Linked DNA regions of Homo sapiens: regions 1, 3 and 4 are each linked to region 2. The links are chromatin loops, found by intact Hi-C in ENCODE. Cell type or tissue: endothelial cell of umbilical vein. All regions are shown on one strand. Links, peaks and the distances in the headings refer to the core of each region. The heading gives the core; the rest is flanking DNA. Region 1 overlaps MEGF9 (multiple EGF like domains 9). Region 2 has its middle 9.1 kb from the start of TRAF1. Region 3 overlaps PHF19 (PHD finger protein 19). Region 4 overlaps FBXW2 (F-box and WD repeat domain containing 2).

What was found. A loop is a pair of places that touch in the nucleus more often than their neighbours do. Peaks named below come from ENCODE experiments on the same cell type or tissue, not always from the same donor. Only the 100,000 strongest peaks of a DNase experiment are listed, where the experiment ranks them.
Region 1: a loop joins it to region 2, with 14 times the contacts of the local background. A loop is called at or near these places in 21 of 110 quality-filtered maps.
Region 3: a loop joins it to region 2, with 6 times the contacts of the local background. A loop is called at or near these places in 98 of 110 quality-filtered maps.
Region 4: it touches region 2 in a loop (10-fold over the local background); 79 of 110 quality-filtered maps call a loop at or near these places.

What each region holds. Positions count from the first base shown.
Region 1 is chr9:120,616,194-120,623,801 of GRCh38, forward strand. MEGF9 (multiple EGF like domains 9) reads right to left here. Exons shown (of 6, transcript NM_001080497.3): 3 at 6,423-6,562. Among named protein-coding and RNA genes, the nearest start is that of CDK5RAP2, 40 kb to the left of the region's middle. In endothelial cell of umbilical vein, for the core only: a CTCF peak has its summit at 3,751 (motif pointing right); a DNase peak (open chromatin) is centred at 3,758.
Region 2 is chr9:120,932,096-120,939,703 of GRCh38, forward strand. No RefSeq gene overlaps it. Among named protein-coding and RNA genes, the nearest start is that of TRAF1, 9.1 kb to the left of the region's middle. In endothelial cell of umbilical vein, for the core only: a CTCF peak has its summit at 4,608 (motif pointing left); DNase peaks (open chromatin) are centred at 3,496 and 4,606; H3K27ac peaks cover 2,040 bases.
Region 3 is chr9:120,865,419-120,873,026 of GRCh38, forward strand. PHF19 (PHD finger protein 19) reads right to left here. Exons shown (of 15, transcript NM_015651.3): 4 at 5,025-5,120; 5 at 4,427-4,527; 6 at 3,764-3,912; 7 at 1,452-1,547; 8 at 610-678; 9 at 292-412. Among named protein-coding and RNA genes, the nearest start is that of PHF19, 8.0 kb to the right of the region's middle. RefSeq lists enhancers at 3,046-3,115, 7,547-7,608 and a silencer at 3,236-3,725. In endothelial cell of umbilical vein, for the core only: CTCF peaks have their summits at 3,849 and 4,060; DNase peaks (open chromatin) are centred at 3,653 and 4,963; H3K4me3 peaks cover 932 bases; H3K27ac peaks cover 240 bases.
Region 4 is chr9:120,752,403-120,760,010 of GRCh38, forward strand. It overlaps FBXW2 (F-box and WD repeat domain containing 2), which reads right to left. Exons shown (of 8, transcript NM_012164.4): 8 at 4,572-7,608. Among named protein-coding and RNA genes, the nearest start is that of FBXW2, 37 kb to the right of the region's middle. In endothelial cell of umbilical vein, for the core only: a CTCF peak has its summit at 3,611 (motif pointing right); a DNase peak (open chromatin) is centred at 3,609.

The sequences.
Region 1 (7,608 bases), core at 1,429-5,428, 320 kb before region 2:
ACATACACATTGTAAAATATTTCAAGAACTCAAGCAATTTGAAACACTTCATATATATATTTAATAATTATTTATTTTTACAATAAAAATAAAGACCATAACGTTTAAAACCTATATACGGTAGAAACTAATGATGTGAATTTGCTTCTTTAATAGCTTACAACTCCTCTGTGAGAGGCAACATAGCATTAAAAAATGGTATGGGGCTGGGTGCGGTGGCTCACACCTGTAATCCCAGCACTCTGGGAGGCCGAGGCGGTCGGATCACGAGGTCAGGAGATCAAGACCATCCCGGCTAACACGGTGAAACCCCGTCTCTACTAAAAATATAAAAAATTAGCCGGGAATGGTGGTGGGTGCCTGTAGTCCCAGCTACTCGGGAGGCTGAGGCAGGAGAATGGCGTGAATCCGGGAGGCGGAGCTTGCAGTGAGCCCAGATCAGCCACTGCACTCCAGCCTGGGTGACAGAGCAAGACTCTGTCTCAAAAAAAAAAAAAAAAAAAAAAAGTGGTATGGGAATTAATGTCAAATTTGTGTTCCATTTCCAGCTGAAATTCTCACAAACTAAGTTACCTTAAGCAAACAGCTTCTCTGATTTTCACTTTTCTAATCTGTAAAATGGGATAATAATTCTTTGGCTAACGATTTAATATAATGTGAGCATTTCAAAGGGTGAAAGACTATTCCATAGGACATAATGTTTTCTCTTTATGTCTTAATTTCTTCATCTGTAAATTTTAAAAGCTGAACTAGATGAAATCTAAGGTTTCCTTTAAATCTAAAATCTAAGAATCTTTCTTTTATGATAAATGATACATAAAAATAAGCTGAAGTTTAACATTGTTCATTATGCTCTGCCTGGAACCCCCCAAAATATAACAATACTGCCCTAAAACTCACATTCTCACATTCTCATTGCTGAAAGATGGCCAAAGGGTGGATCAAAAGAAAAAGGAATGTTTCCTGAAGATGATTTTTTCATGCTCCTTGACTAAGCATCTCAAAAATCTTTGTAGAGATAACCAAGAAAATAAATAGTCAAAGAAAGGAATGTAGGGCTCCTTTCCAGCCAAATTCAGGGACAAAACATTGAAAACATACATTGTTACCTGCAAAAAGACCTTTCCTTATTCCTTTATTTATTTTACCATTTCATCATTTATATATAAACCTATCTGAAATACAGTAATGTGCTTTGTTGTAGGAAGAAATGCCTTACCCTCTTTATAGAACAAAAGGCAAGCTTTAACCTGTCAAACTGAAAGAAGGCCAGTATGGAGCCCAGGTTAACAAGGGAGAGAGTAACAGGGCATAAGGTCAGAGAGAAAGGCAGGGCCCAGAAAATGTAAAACCAGATAGGCCATAGAGAGATGTTTGAATTTTATTTATTCCAAAAGGGATGAGAAGCCATTGGAGGGCTTAAGCATGAAAATGACATGATCTGGTTTTACATTTTAAAAAGATTGCTCTGGTTGTTATGTGGAGACTAACTGTGGTGGGGTGGGGATCAGAGAATAGGGAGAGAAGAGAGGAGGCTGAAAGGCCAGATGAGACTGTGCCAAAGTAGTTCAAAGAGATGACAGTGGCTTGGGCAAGGATGATGCAATAAAAGTCATGAACAGTGGTCAGATTCAGGGTATGTTTTGAAGATAGGGCTGATGGAATATACTGATGAGCTGGATATTTGCAGTAATAAAAAGGAGCAAAATCAAAAATGACTACTAGGCTTTGGGACTGAGTAACTTGGTGAAATGAATAGAGCAGGCTTAACTTATAAGTTGAAAAAAAAGTTGTTTTGGATGTGTTAGGTATATAATGCCAATTAAAACAAGTGGATATTTGACAGTTGGATATTTGAGTGTGGAGATCAACGGAGAAATGCAAATCTGATAATAAGCACATATATAGATGGCATTTAAATTAAATCCAGGGTTAAGGGGGAAAATGAGCTAAAACAAACAAACAAATACAAATTAAATCCAGGGGACTGAATGAGACCACTTAGGGAGAAAGTTTAAATGGCAAAGACAAACTTGACAAGCTCTGAGCCCTGAGGCACTCCAGTGCTTGGAGCTGAACTGAGGAAGATGTAGTAGAACAAATAAGAAGGAAAAGCTGGTTAGGTAGCACAAAAACTAGGAAAGCATGATACTCTGAAGTAAGTATCATTGGGGAGTAGAGGATTGGTCAACTCAGTCAAGCTGCTCAGGTCAAGTTACTCATCATGGGACACTATGAATACATAAAGGTACACTGGATTTTCAAAGGAAGTATATTATATGAACATGAAGTTCCAGTTTTAAAAATAATATCCCCCCACTTCCATTTTAAGGGAAACGTGCTTAATAAAGAAAATCTAGAAAAATACAGGAGTAGAAAGGGGTAAAAAATCATCCTAGGAAATCTCTCATTAAGATTTTTAGGCTGGGCTCCGTGGCTCAAGTCTGTAATCCCAGGACTTTGGGAGGCCGAGATGGGTGGATCACCTAATGTCAGGAGTTCAAGATCAGCCTGGCCACCATGGTGAAACCCCGTGTCTACTAAAAATACAAAAATTAGCTGGGCGTGTGATGGTGGGCGCCTGTAATCCCAGCTACTTGGGAGGCTGAAGCAGAAGAATCGCTTGAACCCGGGAGCCAGAGGTTGCAGTGAGCCGAGATCGTGCCATGTACTCCAGCCTGGTGACAGAGCAAGACTCGGTCTCAAAAAAAAAAAAAAGATTTTTAGTACTTCTCTTTGTAATCTTTCCTCATTTACAGGGGTTTGGCTTTTGTTTTTTAACTAGTCTAATTATATGGCATAAGTTATTTTATACCTTGCTTCTTTCACTTTCTCATATTGCTATATATCATTCTTTAAAACATTTTATCAGCCAGGCACAGTGGCTCACATCTGTAATCCCACCACTTTAGGAGGCCGAGGCAGGCGGATCACCTGAGGTCAGGAGTTCGAGACCAGCCTGCCCAACATGGCAAAACCCCGTCTCTACTAAAAATACAAAAAATTAGCCGGGCGTGGTGGTGGGCGCCTGTAATCCCAGCTACTTGGGAGGCTGAGGCAGGAGAATCGCTTGAACCCAGGAGGTGGAGGTTGCAGTGAGCCGAGATCGCGCCACCATACTCCAGCCTGGGCAACAAGGGTGAAACTCTGTTTCAGAAAAAACAAAACAAAACAAAACATTTTATCGAGAACATAGTAACAGTTACCATTTACTGATTACTTGTGATGGACCAGGCACTATATAAAGGCTGTACAAGTGTATTGCATTTAATCTTCACGACAACCCACTAGGCAGTTACTGCTATTATATCAAATTTATAGATGAAGAAACAGATTAAGCAACTTGCTCAAGGTAAGGTCAACATTTGGTTTTCTGTGTTTTTAATAATATACTGCCTAGATAACAGTATTTACTTAATACCCTATTGTGAGAAATTGGGTTGCCTAACTTTTTAAAATTGTAACTACCATTTTGGTGAGCATCTCTGAATATAACCTTCTTAAGAATTTAGAATTCTTTCCTTAGAATAGATTCCTGGAAATAGAACTACCAGATCAAAGAACAATTTTTAAGATTTCTAATACTTACTGTCAAATTGCTTTCCAAAATGTTTATCCAAATATATCTTACCACAAAAAAAGAGTACTTTGAAAATCTACTTCAATCTAAAACACAAGGTATAGCAAAACAGTAGAGGGGGTGAAAATAGGACTGTGAAAACACAGTAAGTGGCCACCAGAGGGCAACCTTATCACAGCACTGTTGAAAATAAAGTCACTTGACGAGAGTGGTTTTATATAAAGCTTGTAATTTTAAATACAGTATTTGCACTCCTTCACGTTGGATTCCACTTTTATTATAATTCCAAACAAAGAACCCATTTATTTCTCTCACTACTAGCTGCTTTTAGAAACCATAACCATGAAAAGAATTATTTTGCCTTAAATTATCTCCAGAGAAAGGACAGGTCAGCACTTACATGACAGTAAAGACAGTGGCCTCGTTGCCTTAAGAAAAATTAAAACTGAGAATCAGCAATGTAGACTGCTTTTCGGTACTGTAAAAGATCTAGGGAGTAATTTTAATCGACTCAGTATAATGAAGTATTCCTGTTGTTACTCAGTATTGAAAATAATCTTTCCTCTGTACGCCTTTCCATTCATTTGTTCATTTATTTGATAAAAATTTAGTGAGTAGTTACTATATGCTAAAGCTCCATGCTAGAGATTGTGTATACAATGGTGAAAAAAAAAAGTTCTTGCCCTCATGAGTGAGCCATATGTGACTCAGAATCACAAATAAATATACAATTACAAACTGTGAAAAGTGCTATGAAAAAATACAAGTATATGTGAGAGCATATAATAAGGAAATTACCATTAAGCCTAGAGCATCAGGAAATGCTTTCTAATGAAGTGGCCTTTAATTGACGACTCGAGGGAAGAATGTGATTTAATAAGGCAGAGGGGTCAAGGATGGAGGTAGAGGTGGATTAGAAAAACCATTCTTGGCAGAGGAAAGATCATATATGAGAACCCTGGGACCAGGGAACATGCCTTGTTTTAGAAATAAAAGCCAGTCTGACTGGATCACAGATGTAAAGAAAAAGAACGCCACAAGATAAAACTGGCAAATAGGCAGAGACAAGATCGCATAAAAGAAAAAAAAAACAATTTCTTCTAAATCAATTTGTTTTACTATAGAGTATTTGAATGAAGAATAAAACTTTCAACCGATTTTTCCAGGGTACTTTTGACTTCAAGTATTTTGCCACCCTGTTCTCATAAAAACACTTGTACTTGTCAGACTAGTGTGTCCTGATTTTTTTTGCTTGTTTGTTTGGGAAAAAAAATGTTTCCAAGGAAGGATACTTAATTCTTACATTTAGGAAAACTAAGATCAGAAGTTAATTGGCTTTAGTTTTTAATGGTTTGACTAAGTTTGCCTAAATGTGGTTTTCTTTGTTTTATATTGCTTAGGGTTTGCTGAACTTTCTGAATCTGTCGGTTGACACCTTTAATCCATTTGGAAAATTCATGGCCATTTTCTCTTCAGATATTACTGGGATCCAGTATCACTTTCCTCTCTTTTTAGATCTCCAATTACATTTATGCTAAACCTTTTGGCTGTGTCCCACATCTTCCCTGCTCTGTTCTTTCCATTATATTTTCTCGAAATGCTTCAGTTTGGATATTTTTAATTGTACTGTATTCAAGTCTTCTAACTTTGTCTTCACTGTGTACAATCTACTGTTAGATTAATGCAATGAGTTATTAATTCACATGTTGTATTTTTCAGTTCCAGTTTGTTCATTTGATATTTTAGAGATTCCAATTTCTATTGACATTTTGCCTCTCTTCACCTATTTTGTCTGATTTTCCCTTTATTGTATGAAAATACTAACTTTAGTCAAGTCTTTCTAAGTTGACTCTAACACCTAGATCACCTAAAGGTCTGCTTCCATTGCTCATTTTTTTTCTCTTTGGTATTGGTCACATTTTTCTGTCTTTGCATTGTCCAGTATTTTTTATTGTATGCCGGACACAGTATATAAAAGAACCAGAGAGGGCTCCCCTTTCATCTGTTAGGCAGATATAATGAGAGAATTACTTCAATCCAATCAGAAGGTGAGGCGGCTTGAGGGTGGACTGTAATTTTAGTATGAGTTAATCAACTTCTGGTTCCTTACTATTTCTTGGTCAGAGCCTAGCAAGCCTGTGTCTCCTTAGCCCTAAAAGACTGTGAGAGATTTGTATTGGCCTTTGGTAATTTGAGCTTAGGTCCCACTGCATGCACCCTCAGAGTCTGAAGACATCTTGAGGGGGAGATAATTGAATGTCATAGCAGGCCCTCTCTTTCTAAAGGGATTTTGTCTCCTCAGCACAAGACTGAAAGAGAAAGAGATTTTTTTCTACCTTTCTGGCCCAGCCTTCCATCTTTTGCATAGTCGGCTAATATCCTGTGGGAAAGCTGGCCTTGTGTTTGGGGATCCTCTTGTTTCCAACCATCATGCAAGCCTCAAATGACTGCCAAAAACATTTCTTGTATCTCTTTCCTAAAGAATTCCTTTGCTTGGGTCTAGCTCATTCTTTGCCTATGCTCAGAATCAGCAAATGTCCCCTGGAAAGACAATGGCTGGTGATCATCAGTTTACCTAGGAAGAGTTCCAACCTTTCTGGAATTTTAGTTCCTATAGTTCTCCTTGCCTCCATAGGTATATGACTTTTTTTTTTTTTTTTTAATTTACGTACTTTTTCAAGTTTGTTGTAGCAGGAGTTTGGCTTGCTGTGATCTAGTACATCCTACTTAGAAGATAAAGGCCCTTCCAAACTATTTCAGAAGAATCAACCTATAGCTGAAAGATTTCCAAATTAAAAGAACAGTGGAATAATTACATGACAAAGTTAAGGAAAGTACGTACCTGTGAGGGCATCGCAACTGGCAGACCGATTATTGCATTGGCAGGGCAAGCAGCCATTCTTACTAAAGCCATAATATCCATCTTGGCATCGGTCACATATAGAGCCAATGACACCCACTTTGCACTGGCATTTCCCAGAACTGCAAATAAAAGCAAAGACAATGAATAAAAGTAAATCAATTTAAAAGTTGTATTGAGTAACACCCCAGAAGGGAAAGAAAGCCCAGCTCATGTAAATCATATATACTTACCATATCTCAAAGCCTTGTGTCCAAATAAATCACCTATCAAATTCTGTATTGCTATTAAAAGCTGTCTAGTGTATTGCATAATGCAATTTCTTAGCTAACAAATAATTTTACAGAAAATTTAAAATGGAGGCATTTGAAAGCAGGAGTAATAATGATGATGCAATGAGCTATCATTTATTGAGGGCTTATGTCAATAAATATATTTTTTCTCTAATCCTCAAGGTAGTTCTACCTGGTGAGGGTCATAATACTTATTTTACTACTGAGAAAATTCAGATAAAGTTACTGTCCTCAGCTAGTAAGTCAAGTCTATTCATACAAAGCCAGACTTTTCCCCACCATACTATCTACTCCTAAGATTGACTCTAAATTGGTACAAGAAATTTGTCTGCCAAATAACTTGATATCCACTTAGGTATCAAGCTTCATTCTGTAGATCCAAAGCATTACAATTCACCATCTATATAGGTCCTGACTCCAGTGATGGTGTTTATGCCCTGTCCACAATAAATCTTGCTCTCTTTTCTCACTGCAAGTAAATTTCAGGTCTTTAACAAAGGCTGAGAAATCTTATTGCTTGAAGAGAAGCTGCAGCCTAACAAAGTCAAAGGTTCTCAGAGATAGAAGCCCAAATATTTTGATGTTTAAAGCTTAAATAAAATTTGTACTGATCATAGTATAGGAGATGTTTTTAAAAATGCAACAAAAATTTACATTATCTAATTTATACTATCAAGCATGAATCTATGAATCTTAAGTAATTTAGTAAAGAAAAAAGAAAAGAAGCCACACACATATACGGTCTTACACAAGAATATCCCAAGGTACTTAAAGATCTAGCAAAGAAAACCTGTATTCATAAAAAATAAAATTCAGGAATATTTTATGACTCAATAAGAAGGAACCAGTCAATCGAAGCCACTCTATACTATCAG
Region 2 (7,608 bases), core at 2,148-6,147:
ACCTTCTTGTCCATGTATTAATATGTTTGGCTTGTTCTAAGAGGCACGGAAAGGCTTTCAGTCTCCAGTTTTGCCCCAATCCCTTAGCAATCCGACCCTTGACATTGAAGTTGTCTGCCTAACCTAGTAGCCTTTGTGGCTCCTGCAGCCAGGGGGATTCTAGATGATCACAGATTTGCAAGCCATTCTGCATTGGAGATGATGAGATGATGGAGCACAAGTGATGTGCACCCTAGACTTTGCCTCTAAGCATCCAACCACCTCCTGGCCTGCACTGTTTCCCAGAGTAGAGATTTATCATCCATTCTAAGCAGAATGAATGGAACACGTAAGTGAATCCAGCCGGCTAAAGGCAGCCATTTGGGCAGGCTCCTGTTTGTCAACAGCCCTTAAAATGTGGAGCCCAGAATGGTTCTCACTCCCTCAACCCCAGTCAGCCCTTTGGTGCCTTCTTCTTATTACCAGCAGCACGCCTTGTCTCTGTCATACGGCTTGTGTTCAGTAAAAACAATTAGTGAACAGCTTTTCTGTTAGCATCATTTTAATCTGCTCTGATAACTTCTGATTCTTGAACCAAGAAATTTAATTAAACAGATGATTACAAGCTGTCAGCAACCTATCAGATTAGAAGACCAAATGGTACTGGGTTCTTCAATCCAAATTCAGTATGTCCCTTTGGCACATTACACAGAACTGATATCAACAACAAAACAAAGAAATAAAACATGATCTTATAAAAATGACAGCATAACACGTGTACTTTTTGCTATGGTCTGATTATTAAAAATGTCCCAAATTTCCTTCTGTTAATCTCCATCTTGGTTCTTATTACACTTATAATAACTAGCATTTTTAAAAACGTGCCTGTTTACAGGTTTTTTTCTTTCTACCACAGAATTATGAATACACGAAATTGTAGGAATATATGAAAATGTGTATAGGAATATATGAAATTAGATGAATTAAAACCATGAAAGTAAAGCTGTATCTGATTTCATTGTTGTTTCCCCTGGCTTAGCATGATGCTAGTTACATAGGAGACATCACTAAATATTTATTCAATAAATGACTAATATGCAAGATGCTATTAATACAAATTTTACTTATGGTAACAATAGTTAATGATGATTTCCCCACCATCAGAAAACATTTATTAAGTATCTTCAACCTGGCCTTTTCCTGTGTGTTGTGAAGTTAGAAATAGCATTCTAGGAAAAATTTGGAAAGAAATCTGGGGTTGTTTGTTGAAGGGAGTTTCTATGTCCAGTGATTTTCTCTATCCCAAGAGATTTCCAGATTTTAAGAAAAGAAACAAAGAACCTCTGAAGTTATTTGAATTGTAGGCACCAAGCAGTCCCTGGGGTTTTACTAATTGGTTGTGCACTTTGAAGGCGCAATGGGGATTTCAGTTTCTGATGGAAGTGCCAATGACACTCGTGGTCAGGTAATGTGGTTCAGGGGAAGAGCTTAGCAGAGGGACCCTTTGATAGGGACATGCTCTAAGATGCCAATGATGAGGAAGACATTGATACTAGCCAGCCTACTGCCTTTCTTTGCCATCTCTGGCTACCTATGCGTCCTGTTCTAAGAGACTGGTTTTGCTGTGTGACAATTCCTTCTTTCATGGACTCTGGAAACAAAGACACTCCTAAAGGTGGACATGCTGCCCCAGGGCCTTTTTCCGGGCTACGGAATTATTGCTCTTTCTTCACACTCACCTTTGGGAGGCTTGGGTTCCCTGGCCACTGGCTAGTACAGCACAAGAATAACGCAGTGTTCGAACTCAACAGCTGTTAACATCTGGCTGAGGAAGGATACAGTATGAAGGTTCCCATCTCACTCTATCTTGAGGACTCAGCCTGAGAGAGAAAAATCAAGGAGTGGGGAAAGCTGTTACTCAGAAATCAGAAGATTTGCTTTGATGTTGGAGGACTGTGGCGGAAAGTTCCTCCCATCCTTGAACCTTATTTTTCTTACCTGCAAAGTGGGAGAATGACTTCAGGGGAATCCTTCAGCATGAACCATTTAATTCTTTAAACTTTAATCATTCAAGCCCTGGTCCTGGGGAAGAGGCACATTCTCCCATCTGTTGAGGGGCTGTTCTCCCCACCTGTACTTGGGGTGGTACCAGGAACCCCTATAACGGGTGCTGGAAGCTTCCACTAGAGGCATGGTCTTTTTGGACTCCAAACATTTTGTGCGTTTTTTTTTTTTAAGGGAAGCTATGTGAAAAACCTCCTCTGATGGATTTCTTTCAGAGCTCAAGCCAGGCAAATTCCCAGCACAAGCCAAGGCTTGGGAGCAAGAATATGTAGCAGGAGCAAGAGGCTAAGAACCAGGGTGCAGCTCTCACTCTCTCAAAGAATGCACAAGCTGGGGGTCGGGAGGGTTGTGAAAGTGGAGTTGATGTTTGCTCATCTCTTCTGAACTCCTTGTCTTACAAAAGGGGAAATGGGGGCCCAGAGAGAGAAATGAACTTGCACAGTCAGTCCAAGGTCCAGAAGCCTCTTCCTCTGTATTCTGATGCCCTATTGTCTCAAGACATCTTAGTAATAACTCTGTCCTTTTATTCCTGCATTCGTTTCTCCTTGGATATGTCTCCACAAGACTGAGTTTCCTGAGGGCCAAGAAGCAGGGCACAGACATCTCTGTAGGCTCCTTTGTGCCTAGCCTGCATCTTGTACACAGTGGGGGCCCAGTAATGATATATTAAGAGGGACTTCTTTGCCTTCATAAGAGGATTCTGGGATACTAGGAAATATTAACCCTACCTTTCACACCTGTGGGTTACCCAGATGTATTTAACAAATATGTGTTTAGCTTCTACCATTAGCCTTTTTGCAATTTTTTTTTGTTTGAGATAGAGTCTCACTCCTTTATCCAGTGTTGTGATCATGGCTCACTGTAGCCTCCACCTCCTGGGCTCAAGTGATCCTCCCACCACACCCTCCCAAGCAACTGGGACTACAGGCATGCACCACCACGCCTGGCTAATTAAAAACAAATTTTTTTTTTTTTTTAGAAACAGGGTCTCACTATGTTACCCAGGCTGGTCTCAAACTCCTGGGCTTTAGTGATCCTCCTGCTTTGGCCTCCCAAAGTGCTGGGATTATAGGCATGAGCCTACAATCTTTTTGTAAATTTTAAAAATAATTCTAGCATATATATCTAGCAACACTTTCTGGAGATCATTGTCTTAATCATTTCAGATGTGCACTTGTAACATTTTAAAATGCAAAATCAAATAGATAAGAAAAGCCATTCTGTCTACTGCCATCCTTGGTTACTATCTTCTGTAACCAGTGCCCAGCTGCACAGCCAGAGAGCTGTGGGTAGGGCCCATGGCTCTCTCTGGCCCCTGTGATTGCTGAAACTGGAACTGCTTGGGGAGCCCTGGGGCCCTGGCACCAGCTCCTGCTCAGTCCTGCTTCTCCTTTCACAGGGAACATGTCTACACACCAGCTCTCCTGAGCAGTCTTGGAACCCCTCCAAGGACAGCCCTGGACACTGGCCAAGGGGGAGGGTGCCCCTGGGAAGGACGTATCTATCAGGAAGCAGAGACTGTGGCAGGCAGGCATACACACGCACATGCTCGCAGGATGGCTGGCTTACCCAAGATTTCAAAAGAAGTTGGAAATCTGGATTTTTATGTGAAACGACTTGATTTTTAGAACACCCTATAAGCCAAAAAATAAACCCAAACCAAATGAGCATCCCTATGAACTGTGTCTGTGGGCCACTATTTGTGACCTCTGGTAGAGCCTGGCACTCCATAAACACAACAAAAGCAGATGTGTGAACGTGCCCACATGTAACTCACCCGGGCTGTTCACATTGTTCATCCAGATGTGGACCCTGCACACACATAATAGAGACCTTCATTGGACATTGACACACACATAGTATCTCCCGGGATGTGGTTTTAATATTTGCACTTTCCACCTAAGGAGACTGAATGTCAGAAAGATCTCTAAGATCATGTCAAAATCTAGGCTGCCTGACCACAAAGCCAGTGTTCTGAACCGCTGCACAAACCACCACCCAGATGCCTGCACTCTGAATTAAAATTGCCAGTTACTTTGCATCCTTCTCTAAACTAAGCTTTATGAATTTAGAGACTGTGTTTCATTTGCTGGTGCATCCCATCACCTGGCACTATGCCCAGCAGAGCACAGAAGGTGCTCAATACGTACTGGTGGGATTGTACCCACAGGCTCATACAAACGTGTACAGACAGGGCACATGTAAACCCACATAGCCCCACCATGCTGAAGAACACATGCACACTGACGTTCCCACATGCACACCACCCACCTCCATCTCCCACCCGCCAGGGCATTGGACCCTAAGCTGGGGCAGCCCAAGTTTCCCCTGCCAGCCCCCTGCCAGCCTTGCCCAAAGCCTTCAGAAATAGTTTCCTGGAAATCTCGAGGCGGCTGTGGTGTTCTTTTTCCTAACTCAGGAGACAACTCAGCAGTTTTGTTTTTCAAAGTCTGAGACTCATAAACCTGGAATCCTTTCTTCATTTTTTCCACCAGAATTTTCCTTGGCCTGTTGCCTTCCCCCAGGGCCTTGGCTAGGAGGTTACACTCGGAGCGCCCTCTGCCGGGCACTGTCCTCCCAACCTTGTGGGCAGTTGCAGATGGGACCTGCCCCAGGCTGCTTTACAGATGGGAACCTAAGTCAGATGGTGGTAGTGAGGAGAGGTTAGAGGATACTGGCCCATTGCAAGTGTGTGCCAGTGTTATTACTAGCAAGGGATCTTTTGTGATTTTTTTTTACGTTTTTGAAAATAAAAGAATAAATAGCTTCAAGAGCTCAGATGAAGGCCCTCTGCTCTCCCAAGGGCCTCTGTGTGGGGCAGATGACAGAGGTTTGGGAAAATCACCTCATTCAACTTTATTCTTGGGTCTCCATCACATTTAATAAGTGAGGAAATGGAGACACAGAGAGATTTTGGGGGAAGAGGTGCGAGGAATATTTATTGAATGGCTGCTATGTGCAAGGTATACTTATGAATCTCTGTCATTTCATCTTGGCAAATAAACCTGTAGGGTAGTTGCTTTTGTTTCCATTTTACAGATTAAGACATAGAGGCTCAGTGAGGTCTCTCAAGGTCAGAAAGGGAAGGGGAAGAGCTAGGATTTGAATCCAAATCTTCTTTTTCTTGGCTTCGTAGCCTCCTGGATTTTTTCCATTTGGCTGCAGGTCTGAGTTCAGTGGGGCCCAGGGTGGAGCCTTTGTGGCTGGACTCATCAGAGGCCAGGGTTCCTTGGCCTGGCTGCCCAGAAAGGCAAGCCTTTCTCCTTGTACACTACCAGAGAGCAATCTTTGGGGGACACAGTCTTTAGGGGACACAGGGGAATGGGTCAAGCAGCCCCACCAGGACTCAGAGCTGGGAATAGGCTCCTGGGACTGGCAGCTGTGCCAAGGCCCCTTAACAGTAAAAAACAGGATCAAATGCCTTTATCAACCAAACGCATGAGAGGCTCCAAAGGGCAGGGTTTTTTCTGGGAAAGAAAGCAGGTCCTGAAAGGTTTTTGTTTTGTTTTTCTTCTTAATGGGACCCTACATTTCACCAAGAGTTAGTCACTACCCTCCCTAATCCATCCTCCATCCTGCAGCGCTGTCCAGAAACTTTCAAAATGTCTCAGTTCCTGCAGGAAAACATCCAAACCCTTTATCTTGTTTGTTTTTGGTCTGGCTTGGCCTTATCTTCCACTTGTCTCATATAAGCAAACTGCTTAAGGGTCTCTGTCTGCACCTCCCTTGAGTCCCACTGCTGGGTGTTTGCTTACATTACTTCTCCTCTCAGAAATAACTTCATTTCAGTGTATCCAAACCTTAGTCATTCTTCCAGACCCAGCTTAGAGGCCATCTTCTCCATGGAGCCTTCTCCACTGCATGCAGCAGAAATGAACCTGCCTTGTACTTGTCTCATGGGCACATGTTGTAGTTCCCCTAATAGACTGAATCCCTTAAGAAACAGTGTTGGATTCATCTTGGATTCTCCTATATGGGTATGAGTGTGTGTGTGTGTGTGTGTGTGTGTGTGTGTGTGTGTGTATGCATGCACATAATAATGTCAATGGTAGTTTGAGAAGGGGAAACATGGTGAGCTTTGTCTCATGATAGCATATACCAGCCACCCAAGAAATCTTAACAATGAGATATGGGCACCATTTTAGACAAACAAGACAAAGGAGAGGTGGCTCTGCTCAGATCAGCCTCAATTCCTAAAGTTGGTGTGGGCAAAGAACGCTGTTCCCATGGACTAGAAGCAGGCCATGCACAAGGAAGCTGATGTGAAAGGCCTCTTAGTTTTGTCCAGTGGGGGAGGGTGACAAACTGAACACATTGCTGGATTCCTACGGCGGCAGAAGGAGTGAACGATGGGATACAGTGTGGTGCAATGAACGTGGAATGGTGAAAGGTCTTTAGAGACTGGGGGAGTGGCCCAGCACAGTGGCTCACACTTGTAATCCCAGCACTTTGGGAGGCCAAAACGGGTGGATCACTTGAGGTCAGGAGTTCAAGATCAGCCTGGCCAACATGGTGAAACCCCATCTCTACTAAAAATACAAAAATTATCCTGGCATGGTGGTGCACGCCTGTAATCCCAGCTACTCAGGATGCTGAGGCATAAGAATCACTTGAACCTGGGAGGTGAAGGTTGCAGTGAGCCAAGATCATGCCATTGCACTCTAGCCTGGGTGACAGAGCAAGACTTCTTCTCAAAAATAAAAAGAGAGAGAGAGATTGGGGGAGTGTCTAAAAAGCCCATGGACATGCCCATGAAAGAGTCCGAGTCTGCTTTAAAGCCCTTGAAAGCCATCTTATGGCAGTACTGGTCAAGTAAGCTCTTCTGCTCCCCTTTCTTCTACCTTTCCTCCCTACCAATCCCTCTAGTGCTGGAGAGGTCAGAAGTCACAGCTTGCACAGCAATGTGAATATACTCAACACTACTGAACTGTGCACTTGGGAGTAGTTAAGATGGTAAATCTTATGTTACGCATTTTAAATTTATTACAATCTTAAAGAAAGAAGCAGCCACACTAAACAGCCTTAGTAAGCTGAGAAGGAAACTCCAGGGAAAGAAGCAGCTGCCCGTGACACTATTCCCAGCTATAGGGGTCCCAAACCTGCAGCAAGCCCTGTTTGGGAGAGAAGATTGTATTTTAAATCAAGTTGAGAATTTTGCTTTTGTATGGGACTGAACATCAAATTTATGAATAGAGTTGTTTGGTGACTGAAGTGATCATAGGACTTTTTAGTTCCTAAGAGTGATCACAACAGTCATAAGATGCTTGAGTTTTCCTTAAAGGATAGAGAAAGGATATCTCTCCCTTCCCTTTGAATAAATCTTTATAGGGAGCTGGAAGGCAAAACAAAGTTGACTTATGAGTATGCACAGGGAGTCCTACTTACTTAATTTAGCAATTATATTTGCTTTTGTAAAATGGGATCTCTCCTTCCATTATATTTTTCTAATTGGTGTTGTTTGCCTCTATCACATCTTCCAAAGCAACTAAAAGCTTGGGCTTACCTCAGATAAAGGCACTTAACCATTACCTGAAAGATCAGCTGTGCTTCAGGCTTTAAACCCTT
Region 3 (7,608 bases), core at 1,918-5,917, 67 kb before region 2:
AACCTAGCCAGGAAATCTGGAGTGGGTCAAACACTCAGCAGAGAGCTGTGTTCCAGCCAGACTTGATCTAGGGCCTCAGCTCCCCTCCACTGAACTGGGGAGGCCCCAACCTGCCCACTGCCAAAATCTGGGATTAGGAAGGCCCTTAAAGGACACAAGATCAGAGGCCTGGACTCAGGGATGCAGCAACTCAAGGGTGAGAGTTCAGAGACTTCCATCCTAGTCCTGCACTGCGTGGCCCTGGGCAAACCTCTCTGCCTCCTGCCACTGACATCCCACAACCCCACATACCTTGCCAAGCTGCAGGAGCTCCCAGTGGTGGTTGACAAAGGCCAGAATCTCCTCAAAGTCAAAGTACTTCTTCTTGCTCTGTACCCCCAGATTATAGAGGGCCAGGTGAACCACATCCACCCTGGGCAAGGGGGCAAGGAGGTGGGACCAGGTGAGGTGGCAGCCTGCTCAGCCAGGGTCACAGCTTTCTGGGTCCAGGCTGAGAGACAGGGGCAGGGTTGGGACCCAGTAGCTGGAAATGGAATTGTTCCAGGAGGGAGGAGGGAGGGGAGAAGCTGGGAGGAGCAGCGGTGGTTGGACTAAGCCCCACCCTCTCACCATCGCAGGGGCAGCCTCTCGATGTACTCTGGGCCCTGGTTACACACGGAGCAGAAGAACAGGTAAAACCTGTGGGTGGGTAGAGACGGGGGCCTATGGTGGGAGGGGCTCTGACACCCCCACCCCAGTCCAGCCCCTTGATCTCCTCATTCCCCACCTACCTTCCCATAATCTTCTCACTCCTAGGACTGCTGGCCACTGGGGGTCAAGGACAGGGCAGGACAGGGACTAAGAGATACCCCATATTCCTTCTAACCCATGCCCTCAATCTCCTTCCCAAATCTTGCCCTGAAGCGTGGCTGAGTTCACAGAGAGTGAGCTGAGCTAGGCTGGGCTGCCATGGTCACCCTCTTCCCCTCTGAGACAGCCACACACGCAATCACAAATGACATGAGACACCAACCAAAAGATGCATAACATCAGGTTTGACATCCATAAGGACTCCATTAGCTTTGCTCCGTCGGTTAGAAGCCACATTAAGCCATCCATTTCCCCAGTGACTCCCACAGCAACCCTGGGCAGGGCTGGCGCAAGGACTGTGTCATCCCTTCTTCCCCAGACACTTAAGAGACTAGGGCATAGGGAAGGCAGGCATTTATCTAAGGTACTCCAGAAATCAATGGCAACTAGGGATGTGGCCCAGCATACTTCTTTATTGCCTCCTGGCCCTGCATAGCTAGGGGATCCCCTACCTTGAGCTGCCTCCAGTAAACAGGTAGGCATACATTGTCACAGACCTCCTCTTGTCTGGAGCCTGGCAGTCAACCTGCAGGAGTTGTTGCTGCCATCCCTGCCCTCTCCCCACCACGCCCAAGGCCCACTTGGACCAAATTAGCACCTACCGGTCTCCAAACATCATGGGCTCATTGAGGCACTGGGTGCAGGCCTCGTGGAACCACTGCCTGCACCGGTAACATTGCAGCATCCGCAGGTACCATCTGGAGAGACAGAGGAGCCAAGGTCAGCCAGGACCACACCCCCAGTCAGGTATGAGCTTCGGCAACCTTTCCCAAGTTAAATTTGCCCTCCACTGGCAGAAAGGGAAGAGAATTCAGTTACTGAGCACTTAGGCTGTGCCAAGGGAGGACCTGAGAGTTGGACATATACTCTCATTTCACCTCACCACCTGGTAAAAGATGGGACACTGTCCCCATATTACAGATAAGTCACAGGTGAAATGGCTTGCCCTAGCTCACAGGCAAGTGGAGGATGGTGATTCAAATTCTGGTTTCCCTAACTTCAGAGGCTGTGCTCTCCTTGCCATGCCACAATGAAGCCACCATTTCTGGACTTGCTGCTTCCCAAACACTGCTGACAGGGAAACGTTTGCCTTGGAGACTTCACGGGAGAATAATGGTTTCTGTAAGCTGCACGGGGGCAAGACTACATCTGGCTTTTCTCACCTGCAACTGTATCTGGCCTATCATGGTCATCCAACAACTATTCATGGAATATGAAGAGCAAAATGCTCAATGCTTCATTGACACCTTGTCAGGTGAGCTCCAGGTTAAAACGCAGATTCCTTGGTCCACTGCAGACCTATTCAATCTTTGGGGAAGCCTCTGGGATGCATTTTTAACAAGCATCCTGTGCAACTCTGCCCATAGGCGTTGAGAAACACTGCATTAATGCAGGAAAGGTTTCCATAAGCATTTCTCCATCTGACAATACTTGGGGAAGCTCATGGGCCTGAAGTTAAGGTTAAGCCCATTTGAGAGATGAAGTAGTTCAAGCTTTGCCCAAGTTACCCAGCTGGAGCTTGGGGCTGAGATTCAGGACTTCAGGGGGTCCTGACGGCTGAACTTCCTGAGGGCAGAGACCCTCCCTCTTACATCTGTGGTTCCTTCCACAATGCCACGTGCACTCAGCCCAAAGAAGCAAGCTCAACTGCCATGGCTACATAGAGGCCCAGGTCGGCAAGGAAGAATCAAAGACTCTTGCCGCAGAGCCAGGACAAGAATTCCCTCCACAGTGGCCCCGACATAGCATGCCCCGCCCCCCGGCCCCCTACCCCTGCCTGATTGCACATCTCCAGGGAAAAGAATCTTTTCTATTTTTGGAGACAGGGTCGTCCTGCTTTGTCGCCCAGGCTGGAGTACAGTGGCATGATCACAGCTCACTGCAGCCTCCATCTCCCAAGCTCAAGTGATCCTCCCACCTCAGCCTCCTACGAAGCTGGGACTACAGGCGTGTGCCACCGCGCCAGGCGGGAAAAGGATCTTCATATCTCACCAGCAGCCGGTTCCACTGACTCTGACTGTGAAAAGGTTATCTTGACTTTCATGCATTAGTACCACCACTACCACCAGTAACAGCTCACATTTTTTTTGTTTACCAAATGCCAGGCACTATGAGAACCTCTATGTGAATTACGTAATTCATGCTCTGCTCATAATCACCACATGATGGGGAAACTATTCAGAGAGCTGAGGCTAAGGGGTTGCACAGCTGGTAAGGAGCAGAGCTAGGACGTGGACGTCCTGGGAGGATTCGCACTGTGTCCGGCCCAGGCTCTTAACCACTCTTCAATACTTCCTCGTTTCCTACAAAGCTCCAAGGTAACACCTCTGCCCTCCAGCCCTGCTCCACAGTGCTAGATGCCACGCGGAGCCGGCCTTCTGTTCTCCCCTTGAGGTCCCGCCCCCTCGGGCCCCACCCCGAGCCCTTCCCTTCAGGGACCGCCCCTTGAGGCCTCGCCTCCTCAGGTCCTGTTCCCGAGGCCTTACTATTCCCTCCTCCCCACCCCGCCCCTCCACAGGGTGCTTCTCGACCTGCCTCACCTCCCTGGGGCCCTGCTTGGGCGGTCGCAACCCGCCAGGCCCGCCTCCCGAGGCCTCGCCCCAAGGTCTAACCTTCCGGGCCCGCCCCCCGAGGCCCCGCCCTCAGGTCCAATCTTCCGGGCCCACCCCTCGAGGCCCCACCTCCGCAGCGGCTGACCCCCCCCTCCCCGAGTCCCGCCCCCGAGGCCCCACCCCCGCGGCTGACACTCCAGGCCCGCCCCTCGAGGCCCCGCCCCCACAGCGCAACACACTGGGCCCGCCCTCAAGGTCCCCGCCTTGGCTGACACGCCAGGCTCGCTCCCTATGGGCGGTCCCTGCTGGCGATTCTTGGAGACCTGCCCTGCCGCCCGGGGGGCCCTGACCCCCTGCCTTACTCTCCGGGCCCGCCGCAGTAGCAGTAGCATTGCTGCTGGTTGGTGCGATGGGGCGAGTCCCACTCGAGCTCCTCGGGCTGGTAGGACAGCACCATCTTCACGGCCTGCAGCGTCCTGGCGATGGCGCCCTTCTTCAGCGCGCCGCCTTTCTGGGGGGAGACGAGGGCCCCAGTCAACCACCAGGTCCGGGTGGACCACGCGAGTCAGCACGCGGCTGTCTATTGAGGGAAGTGCTGCCAGGGCTTGGGGGACCCGCAGATATTCCAATATAGTCAGAAAAGCAAGGAGCTTTTTCTCATTAATTCCAAACCCATCCCCTCTATCCCAGAAGGAACTCCGTTGATAACAGAATTAAGAGTAATAAGCGCAATAAAGGCAACAATTACCAACATGTATTTACATGGATTTTCTTTTTTAATAGTAAAGCATCATTTATTGGTCCCGTTATTCCCGACACCAAACCCATCTCCACTTTACAGTTGAGGAAACTGAGGCTCAGGGAGTCTACAAATCCTGGCCAAGGACAGTGGCAGAGGCGCTATCTGTCTCCAAAGCCCAGGTGTGGCCCTTCTGCTTGGAGCTCAGACTCTGTGATGGGAGTCTCTGGTCTGCCCCACTGGAGGAGGCAGGAGAGGCAGGGACTGGGGAGGATGGAAGGCTCACCCGCACAGCCAGTGCGAAGATGCAGCGTCGGCAGAACCAAGGTGTGAGCAGGGGCTGGTCAGCACTGCCCGCTATGGGGATGTGGCACTGCTGGTGGTAACCTACGGCAGAGGAGGGGGCGGTGAGCGCCCACAAGGACATCGTGGCCCAAGGCCAGTTGGCCCAAAGGAGGCAGGGCTGGGAGGGCTGAGGGAAGTCCTAGGAGCTCTGCCTGCCAGCTGCCGGGAGCCTGGCTGCTGGTGCCCACCAAGATGGCCAAGTCAGTGTCCAGGCTGGGAACTAAATGACAGCATTGGCCAGTTGTGGGGTTGGGGGGGACACAGGAAGGTCTGACTTCAGTGCCTGAGCCCCATCTTTCCCACCCATCCTCTCCATCTAGCTGGGCCCCAAATTACATACACCATCATACCCTCCCAGCTTTCCCCAGGATCTCTTCCCAAGCCCTCACTTACAGCAACTGGCCCCCTTTCACCCTGCAGTGCCAAGAGAAACAGGAAGCCAGCTGAGGCCCCAACAGGCTGCAGCAGTACCCGTCAGGGGCCAGTGCGTGGGGACCTATAGGTCGGGGCCTTCTCAGGGCCCTGCTCGCTCCACTCACCCAGGCCACACTTCCCGCAGATGAGGATCTCATTCAGCGGCCCTGATGTCTTCCCTAGGCAGATGTTGCACTTGGGCTCCTCTCCTGGAACACCGGCTGAAAGAGAGGGCCTCGAGGGTCGGGTCCAGCTCACAGGAATGGAAGTTTTATACTCACATTCCAGATGCCCAGCCTCTAATGTCTGCTAGGCCTAGCGCTGGGCCCCACATGCCACCTCACTGAATCTCCCCAACCACTCTGAGATGCCTATCATCATTACCATTCGAAAGATGGGGAAATTGAGGCTCTGAAAGGTTAAGTCCCTTGCTTAGCTAGTAAGTAGGTGAGGGGGGGATTAAACCCATGGCTGTTTGACATCAAACCCTTTGTTCTTTTGACACATCATGCTGCCTCTCCCGCCTTATTTAACTTGTTTTGTTAAATGGTTGTTATTTTCTTAAAACTTTATTATGGGATAATATAATTTGTTTGTTTGTTTTGTTGAGATGGAGTCTCTGTCACCCAGGCTGGAGTGCAGTGGTGTGATCTTGTCTCACTGCAACCTCCGCCTCCCTGGTTCAAGCAATTCTCCTGCCTCAGCCTCCCGAGTAGCTGAGATTGCAGGTGCATGCCACCACACCCAGCTACTTTTTACATTTTTAGTAGAGACAGGCTTTTGCCATGTTGGCCAGGATGGTCTCGAACTCCTGACCTCAAGTGATCCACCTGCCTTGGCCTCTCAAAGTTCTGGGATTACACGCGTGAGCCACTGTGCCCAGCCTAGAAGTTATAATGAAACTCCATCTTCTCATCACTTATGAACTCATGGCCAATCTCGTTTCTACTATATTCCCACCTACTTCTCCTTCCTGTAATTATTTTAAATTGAGTCCCAGATACCCAATAGTTTTTCCATAAATATTTCAGTATGTATTTGTGAAAGATCAAGACTCTTTTTAAAAAACATAATTAAAACACCTCTACTGCACCTATAAGTTAACATAATTGCTTAATATCATTAACAAATTCAGTTAATGTTCTCATTTCCAATTGTTTCTTAAGTACAAATACCTTAACAATTTTAAGTCTGTTCTTTTGAATCAAAGTCCCCAAGTAAAGTCCATACATGGTGACTGGCTGATGTTTTTAAAATTGCTTTTAGTCTACAGGTCCCCTCTCCATCTCTTTTTTTCTTTGCATTTTATTTTGGTTGAAGAATAAATATGTTTTTATGTGTGAAAGGTTTGTATGTATACATTAAACACATTTTGATACGTGTTTGTCTTATTTCCCCAGCATGCTGAAAATTTTGTAAGGGTAGAAATGGGATCTCTTCGGCCGGGCGCAGTGGCTCACGCCTGTAATCCCAGCACTTTGGGAGGCCGAGGCGGGCGGATCACAAGGTCACGAGTTCGAGACCAGCCTGCCCAATAGGGTGACACCCCCTCTCTACTAAAAATACAAAAATTAGCTAGGCGTGGTGGCACGTGGCTGTAGTCCCAGCTACTCAGGAGGCTGAGGCAGAAGAATCACTTGAACCTGGGAGGCAGAGGTTGCTGTGAGCCGAGATCAAGCCACTGCACTCCAGCCTGGGTGACAGAGCAAGACTCTGTCTCAAAAAAAAAAAAAAAAAAAAAAAAAAAAAAAGAAATGGTACCTCTTCATCTCTGTATCCCCAGGACCTCATAGAGTGTGGCATGTAACAGGTGTTCCAAGACGTTTGTTGAATATATGGCCAGGCAGGAACGTTGCCTCCTATTCTTGAACATGCTCCCAGGAAGGTGGTGCCCACAGTGCATCTCAGTAAGTCCTCACTGGGTTAATGAAGCAATGGATCAATAACTACAGTGGTGCTCAGCCTTATGCTCTCATCTCAGGAGATGCTAGAGGGTCACCATTCTGCCCGGAAGGGGCAGTTCTGGCTAGGAGACAAGCCACTCTTCAGCTGATCACTGTGGGTACCTCCAAGGAGCCTGGTATGTGGTGGGCCTCCACAGGAGGTCAGCTAAGGTGCATGGTCTTCTCCATCTGGCTCCTTATGCTTTCAATAAGGGGGTAAACCAGGAGAGGAGATCCTCATTGCTTTGGATATTTATATAATACTATTTCAGGGGTTGGAGAGGAATCGGTCTGCACTGGCCACAATTTCTTGGAGAAGGGGGCAATTCGAAAGCTTTACTAACTGGCTGAGTTCTGCAGCCTCTTCTTGGCAGGCTTCTTGGAATCATCTCTTATTGTAACAAATTCTTTTTTTTTCTTTTTCTTTTCTTTTTTTTTTTTTTGAGACAGAGTCTCGCTCTGTTGCCCAGGCTGGAGTGCAGTGGTGTGATCTCAGCTCACTGCAACCTCCTGCCTCAGCCTCCCGGGTAGCTGTATTTTTAGTAGAGACAGGGTTTTACTGTGTTGGTCAGGCCAGTCTCAAACTCCTGACGTCAGGCGATTCACCCACCTTGGCCTCCCAAAGTGCTGGGATTACAGGTATGAGCCACTGCGCCTGGCTGGTAACAAATTCTTGAGTAACAGCTTCTCTAAAACCAATAGTACTGAGCTAAGCATTTTACATGGATTAGCTTACCTAAGCCTCCCAACCACCCTATGAAGCCAG
Region 4 (7,608 bases), core at 1,430-5,429, 180 kb before region 2:
TGTCTTTATCCTTTCTTGAGTCTGGGCCATCTCTTACTTTCCTCTCTTGTCCCTGTCCTGCTCCCAGGAGTTTTAGCCCCAGGAGTTTTCCCTGGTGTGGGGCCTTGTCCTAAAAGAGAGCCGATCAGCCTCAACTGTTTATAAGGGCTACAGTGCTCCAGCCCTTTCAGGCGTTCTTGCCTTAGGTCCTTGTTCTCATCCACTGTTGGAGAGCCTCTCCCAGCTTCAGCTGACATTTTAGGATTGGCAGCCCAACTCTCCATTGATCACCTGTTGCCTATTTTGGATTCTCCTGTTCTCAGGCCTCTCATATACTATCTCTTTTCCTTCCTTCATTTTCCTCCTACAAAAATGTTCTTGTGGCAATAGGTATTTCGCCTCAACTACTGTATTCTGGGGCTCATGAAGTTACCTTGTACCTAGCTTTGTTGAAAGTACTGTCTGGGCCCTTGGTTTTGCTATTCAGTTGCTGGGTTTTTTGTTTGTTTGTTTGTTTGTTTGAGACAGAGACGCCCAGGCTGGAGTGCAGTGGCATGATCTCAGCTCACAGCAACCTCCCAAACTCCGCCTCCTGGGTTCAAGCGATTCTTCTGCCTCAACCTCCCGAGTAGCTGGGACTACAGGCGCATACCACCATGCCCGGCTAACTTTTTGTATTTTTAGTAGAGACGGAGTTTCACCGTGTCAGCCAGGATGGTCTTGATCTTCTGACCTCGTGATCCGCCCGCCTCGGCCTCCCAAAGTGCTGGGATTACAGGCGTGAGCCACCGCGCCTGGCCTAGTTGCTGTTCTTTGTGTGGATTTGAAGAGATTAAAAACCAGGCTGGCACCACCACCAACCTGCTCATTTTGTGTTTTCAGTTGTTTAATGATTTTTGCCTTCAAGTTCTAGCAGTGTCTTCTGTGTTCCTATATTTAATAAAGACCCGATGAGTGATACAGTTCCACCAACCATGCATCTAGGTTAGCAACCTAGAGCCAGCAAACAAAGAGTATCAGTTTATAGAAAGTCTGTATCTAGAATCCTTCTACTAGCTTACAAATCTCTTGGAGAGTTACTTCCTCTATGGAACCTTGGTTATCACCCTTAAGTAGAACTTCTTCCTTCTTGGTGCTTCCTTCATGACACCTCTTGGGTTTTGTGTGTGTACTATCCTAGGGAACCTGAGCTCCCAGAAACAGTGACCATACACGATTAATCTACATATCCCCAGGCTCCAGCACGATGCCTGATACAGAGTAGAAACCTCATACGTGTTTCCTGAAAGAGGGAGTTTGAGCTAAAAGATGCCTGCAGCTGTATTATATAACTAAAAAAAAATTAATTATTCTTAAAAAAACTCATGCTCGGCCGGGCGCGGTGGCTCAAGCCTGTAATGCCAGCACTTTGGGAGGCCGAGGTGGGCAGATCACGAGGTCAGGAGATCGACACCATCCTAGCTAACACGGTGAAACCCCATCTCTACTAAAAATACAAAAAATTAGCCGGGTGCAGTGGCAGGTGCCTGTAGTCCCAGCTACTCAGGAGGCTAAGGCAGGAGAATGGCGTGAACCCAGGAGACGGAGTTTGCAGTGAGCCAAGATCGTGCCACTACACTGCAGCCTGGGCGACAGAGCAAGACTCCGTCTCAAAAAAAAAACAAAAAACAAAAACAACAACAACAAAAACTCATGCTCACTGTGGGAAACTTAGAAAATACAAAAATAAGCAAATAGAAAATATTTTTCTCATTCTTTTTTTTTTGAGATGGAGTCTCACTCTGTCGCCCAGGCTGGAGTGCAGTGGCTTAATCTCCGCTCACTGCAACCTCCGCCTCCTGGGTTCAAGCGATTCTCCTGCCTCAGCCTCCCGAGTAGCTGGGACTACAGGTGCGTGCCACCACGCCCGGCTAATTTTTGTATTTTTAGTAGAGATGGGGTTTCACCATGTTGGCCATGCTGGTCTTAAACTCCTGACCTCAGGTGATCCACCTGCCTCGGCCTCCCAAAATGCTGGGATTACAGGCATGAGCCACTACACCCAGCAGACGTGCATGTATCTTTATGGTAGAACGATTTATATTCCTTTGGGCATATACCCAGTAGTGGGATTCCTGGGTTGAATGGCAGTTCTGGTTTTTAAGCTCTTTGAAGAATCACCACACTGCTTTCCACAATGGTTGAACTAATTTACACTCCCACCAACAGTGTATATGTGTTCCCTTTTCTCTACCTCTCCAAAGTTCATTCTTTTTTTTCTTTGATACGACAAAGTCTCACTGTGTTGCCCAGGCAAGAGTGCAGTGGCGTGATCTCGGCTCACTGTAACCTCTGCCTCCCAGGTTCAAGCTATTCTCCTGACTCAGCCTCCCAAGTAACGAGGATTACAGGCACCTGCTACCATGCCCAGCTAATTTTTTTTTCGTATTTTTAGTAGAGACGGAGTTTCACCATGTTAGCCAGGCTGGTGTCAAACTCCTGACCTCAGGTGATCCACCTGCCTCTGTCTCCCAAAGTGTTGGGATTATAGGCGTAAGCCACCAGGCCCGGTCAAAAAAAAATTTTTTTTTTTTTTTTTTTTTTTTTGAGACAGAGTCCTGCTCTGTCTCCCAGGCTGCAGTGCAGTAGCATAATCATGGCTCACTGCAACATATGCCTTCTTGGCTCAAGCAATTCTCCCACCTTAGCCTCCCAAATGGCTGGGACTATGGGCGCATGCCACCACGTCTGGCTAATTTTTGTATTTTCTGTAGAGATGGGGTTTCACCCTCTTACCCAGGCTGGTGTCAAACTCCTGGGCTCAAGCAATCCACCAGCCTCAGACTCCTAGAGTCCTGAGATTACAGGCCTGAGTCACTGCACCTGGCCATGTTATTTTTTGACTTTTTAATAGCTATTCTGACTGGTGTGAGATGGTATCTCACTGTGGTTTTGATTTGCATTTCTCTAATGATCAGTTATTGAGCTTTTTTAAATATGCTTTCTTTGGACACACACATGTCTTCTTTTGAAAAGTGTTCATGTCCTTTGCCCACTTTTTAATGGTTTTTTTTTCTTGTAGACTTGCTTAGGATCCTTACAGATGCTGAATATTAGACCTTTGTCAGATACATAGTTTGCAAATATTTTCTCCCATTCTGTAGATTGTCTATTTACTCTGTTGACAGTTCCTTCTGCTGCCTACTGATGTCTTAGCATGACATGCCCTATGATAACTGGAAATAAAGTAGAAGGCAAGTACAGTATTAGAACACATTTAGGCTGGGTGCGGTGGCTCACTCCTGTAATCCCAGCACTTTGTGAGGCTGAGGTGGGCGGATCACCTGAGGTCAGGAGTTTGAGACCACCCTGGCCAACATGGTGAAACCCCATCTCTACTAAAAATAACAATTAGCTGGGCATGGTGGTGTGCGCCTGTAATCCCAGCTACCTAGGAGGCTGAGGCAGAATTGCTTGAACCTGGGAGGCAGAGGTCACGCCACTGCACTCCAGCCTGGGCGACAAGAACAAAACTCAGTCTCAGAATGTGCAGTAACCTTAAGTGCAAGAAAGTCCTTGGTATAATTAAACGTCTTCTACAGCAACGGAATCTGGCTCTCATTACTAGCTGCAACTCCCAAATTTTCCACTAGGTGGCAGAACAGGCTAGATAATAGCCGGGGGTTCTCAACCTTAGTGGGCATCACAAACACCTGTGGGTCTTCAGCCCCAAAGTTTGATTCATTAGGTCTGGGTGTGGCCTGATAATTAGCATTCCTAACAAGCTTCCAGGTGATGCTGATGTTTCCAGGTGATGCTGGAAGGAAAGTACATTTTGTGAACACTGGATTACAGAAAATCAATGTAGACCAACCCAAGGCCCATTCACCCATCCATCCATCCATCCATCCTTCCTCCAGTTTACTTTGTAGTTCTAGGTGATGTGAGCACAGAGAAGAATGAGACATGGTTTGTTCTCAAGACATAGTCGGGTGAGGGAGAAAAGGAAAATGAAAAAAATAACTCTTAGTCTATTATTTCCACCTCTCCATTTCTTCCAATATACAGACTTCCTAAGTGTTGTTTTTCTCTTCTTCTGTCAAATAGAGTTTAAGCCTTGTGCCCTTAAAGCCTGAAAGATCAACTAGCCCAAGAGCTGCCTTACATGGCTAAACCTGCTGAACTAAGAAACTCAGGAATGTTTGCTATCCTATAAAAAGTTTCAGATAGAAAATCTCCTCTCTGAACTTAGAAGCTGGAGATATAAAAGCACACCTGACACCCTCGAGTCTGCATTGAGTAAAAATAAAACACAGGATTACTATGTTCTTAGAATCTGTGCTTGGCTGCTTTCCAAAATGAATTCCTCATTTTAAACTTCAATATATATTATGGTTAATTTGGGGAAAAAACATTTTGACTCATGACTGTCCATATTTTCCTTTAAATAGTATTGTTGACTAGCTCTAATCTTTGGTACTGGGTCTTACTAGATCTACTTTTTGCATAATTTGTGATGTACCATATAAACCAGTAATATGTAAACAGATTGTGTATAGGTTTACTTGACACAAATCCTTTTTATGTAATGAAAGAACACTTCAACGCATGTCTTGGGTTGAACTATTATTTCTAAATCAGTGATAATTAGATTAGTGAAATTTTATTTATAGCCATAATTCATCTCGACCAATGATTTCACAAGTATTTGAAAGTGTAATGGGTAAAAGATGCAGACAGAATTCAAGAGATACAAATAAGCACACATAAAAATATGTCATTTTCTCTCTAGTCCCCTCCCCCATAAAAATGTTGTCATGTGTTAAAGAAATGTCAGTTAAAGCAACCTTGAGATACTTCCTTTATATCTATTAAATTGGCAAACATGTTTAGAAATGTTCTTTCTTGACTCGGGCAGTGGTTAGACAAGTGTTCACTTCATAACTATTCGACAAAACTGTGTGTTGTATGCACTCTTCTGTACCTGTAACAGAAAATACTAAGAAAAAATTCCACTGCTTTTGCGAGTAAGTCTTCTACTGGAACTTGTTCTAAGGAAATATGCACAAAGAAGTTCTCTGTAGTATCTTCTAAAAAGCAGAACTGGAAACTACCTAATTATCTACCAAAACAGAAATGGTTTAGCAAATTACAGTAATGAAGGAAAATTACAAAATATTATGGTAGTTGTAAAAACCTAAAGCACATTTTTGAGAATGTATTACAAAACAATGATTTGCAGTACATAAATCCATACACATGTGCATAAGGATTAGAAGAGAGTATTAAAAATCGTAATGATAAAGGAGCTCTGGGTAATTTTCTCCATAAGTTTTTATTACTGTTAGATTATCTTTACCACAGAGAGCACAGAACATGTGGTTAAAATGCAAAGGACAGGAACATCCCACTGGCAGGGACTACTCATGTCTAATCACAGTGTGATCATTAAATATTCTCTCCAAATGTACTCAGAACACTTCAGATGTTTACAGGATATGGCAGAAGAGGGACGTCTAAGAGAGGAAAAGCTGTGTGGAATTGATCTTTCATTTGCTTCTGATCTTTTATTTTCAATTTTAGATGCTCTGGAAGTTATTTTTCTTCCAAGTTTAGATAGCTCTTAAGACAATCCATGGAATTCATTAAAATCTCAATGAATTCCTACTCTCAATCTTACAATGTTGCTGGGGAAACCAGGTATTCACTTGTATTTTGGAAAAAACTGAGAATCAAGGATGAAAGTTAATAGTTGTCTACTGCAAAAGGTACAACAGTATTTATTGCTAAATGAACTGCACCACTAACCTTACACAAAAATGCTCAGTGAGGCTGGAGTGGGGTATGGTGGTCAGCAGAGGCTTTAAAGATAGTGGGAGATCAATGGGATTAAAGCCTGGCCCTAGGACTGGTGGAAAGGAACATCAAGAACTTTCCACGAGGATGGGAGATTAACACCCAAAGCGCAAGGGTGGAAATAAATAGAGGAGCAAGAACTGTTTGCTCGAAGAAATTAGCTAGGGCTCCATGATGTTAAGGAATCCAGATGTGCCCTGATGGTAACGGAGAGTTACCAAGATTGAACAAGAGCAAGTAAGTGCTCAAAGAAGTGGTTGGGGAGACTCCCTGGAAGCAAAGCATAAGACAGGTTGAACAGTGCACACAAGTGGTGAAGGCAGAAGGCAGCAGTCGGGATTTGAAGAGACTTGAAATACAGAAAGAACAGACAAACATGAAAACATGGAAAAAATCCAGGTGTGTGGGGGCTGAAAATCAGGGCTTCAGCCTCACCACTTACTATAACTCCTCTAGGCAATGAATCACTTTACCAAGCCACAGCTTTCTCATCTGTAAAACAGGAATGACAATCTGCCCTTAATGATGCTGTCAGGGGATCAAAGGTGCAGGGCCGTGGTACTCAAATGACAAGAAGCCCCGTAAGTTTAAGTTAGTAAGAAAGAACTCATGCAAAGATGTGCTGGATAGACACATCCTTGGGCAAAAGAGAGGAAGACTATTCCAAGGTCTGGAAGCAAAATGGGACTTTTACCCACCCCATCCCTTCATTTGCAACTATTCATGAAATTCACCAAAATTATTTCCTTGTGTTTTACCTTTATTGTTTTGCTTTTTGGATCACCTTCAGAAATGGTTATATTGTTGAGTTTACCTTCTAGAAGATGCAGAAACAGTAAAAAAACAGAGCCACCTCAGATCACTCAAGGGGTTGTTCTATTTTCAAAAACACACTGACTTTTGAAAAGTCCCTGCATTGGTTGGATAAAATGTCTGAAGTGGTTGGGGGGAAAGCAAGACAAAGTCTTAACTACAGAATATATTTTTAAGGAAATGCAGCTTTATTACTTTCAAGTACAAACAATAACTTGGGCTTGGCTAACCAAATTTGCCTAATTGAGGGAATCTGCTTTAATGTACAGATATAAATGATTTATAGTTAACACAATCACTCACGGGTAAAAAGAGTGCTTCTATGATGCAAGAAAATAACTTCTCATCTTAGAGACATCTTGTTCCACAATCACCCCACTATTTGCTTAAGCAACCTCTTCTTCCCCCTACCCCACACAGTTCAAATATAAACTTTATCTCATGCCCTCTAAATCACAACATACATCAAATTCGTGAAATATGAGTTGATTACTTTTTCCACATTGCTATAGATGTTGGATTGCTGACAGAACTATCTCTTCAACCTGAGCATTCTCATCAAGTATACTAAGTCTAAATCAGTGAAATATGCCTGTTCACAATCTGAGTACAAAGACACCAAAACATGAGCTTTTATCATCTGAATTACTAATTTTCCAGGGTTGAATATTAAAAACACATATTTACTTGGGCACATTTATGAAGAGTAGAAGTAGCTGAATTCTTTAGGCTGCAATAATTAAGTGGGTTTACACTGGTCAGGATTGAATTACTAAATTTAAACAACTGAACTGTTCCAGGAAAGACAAGAAACACTGAAACATCCTAACAGCAAAACAGCTTTTTGCACTGAGCGTGACCATTCAGTCTGATTAGGCTGATGGGAATGGTGCAAAGACTACTCAGTAATCCATTTGAGGATTTATTCTGAAAAAAGTTTACTTTCCTAGAGCAGGCATGGGGAACCTTTGATCAGAAACA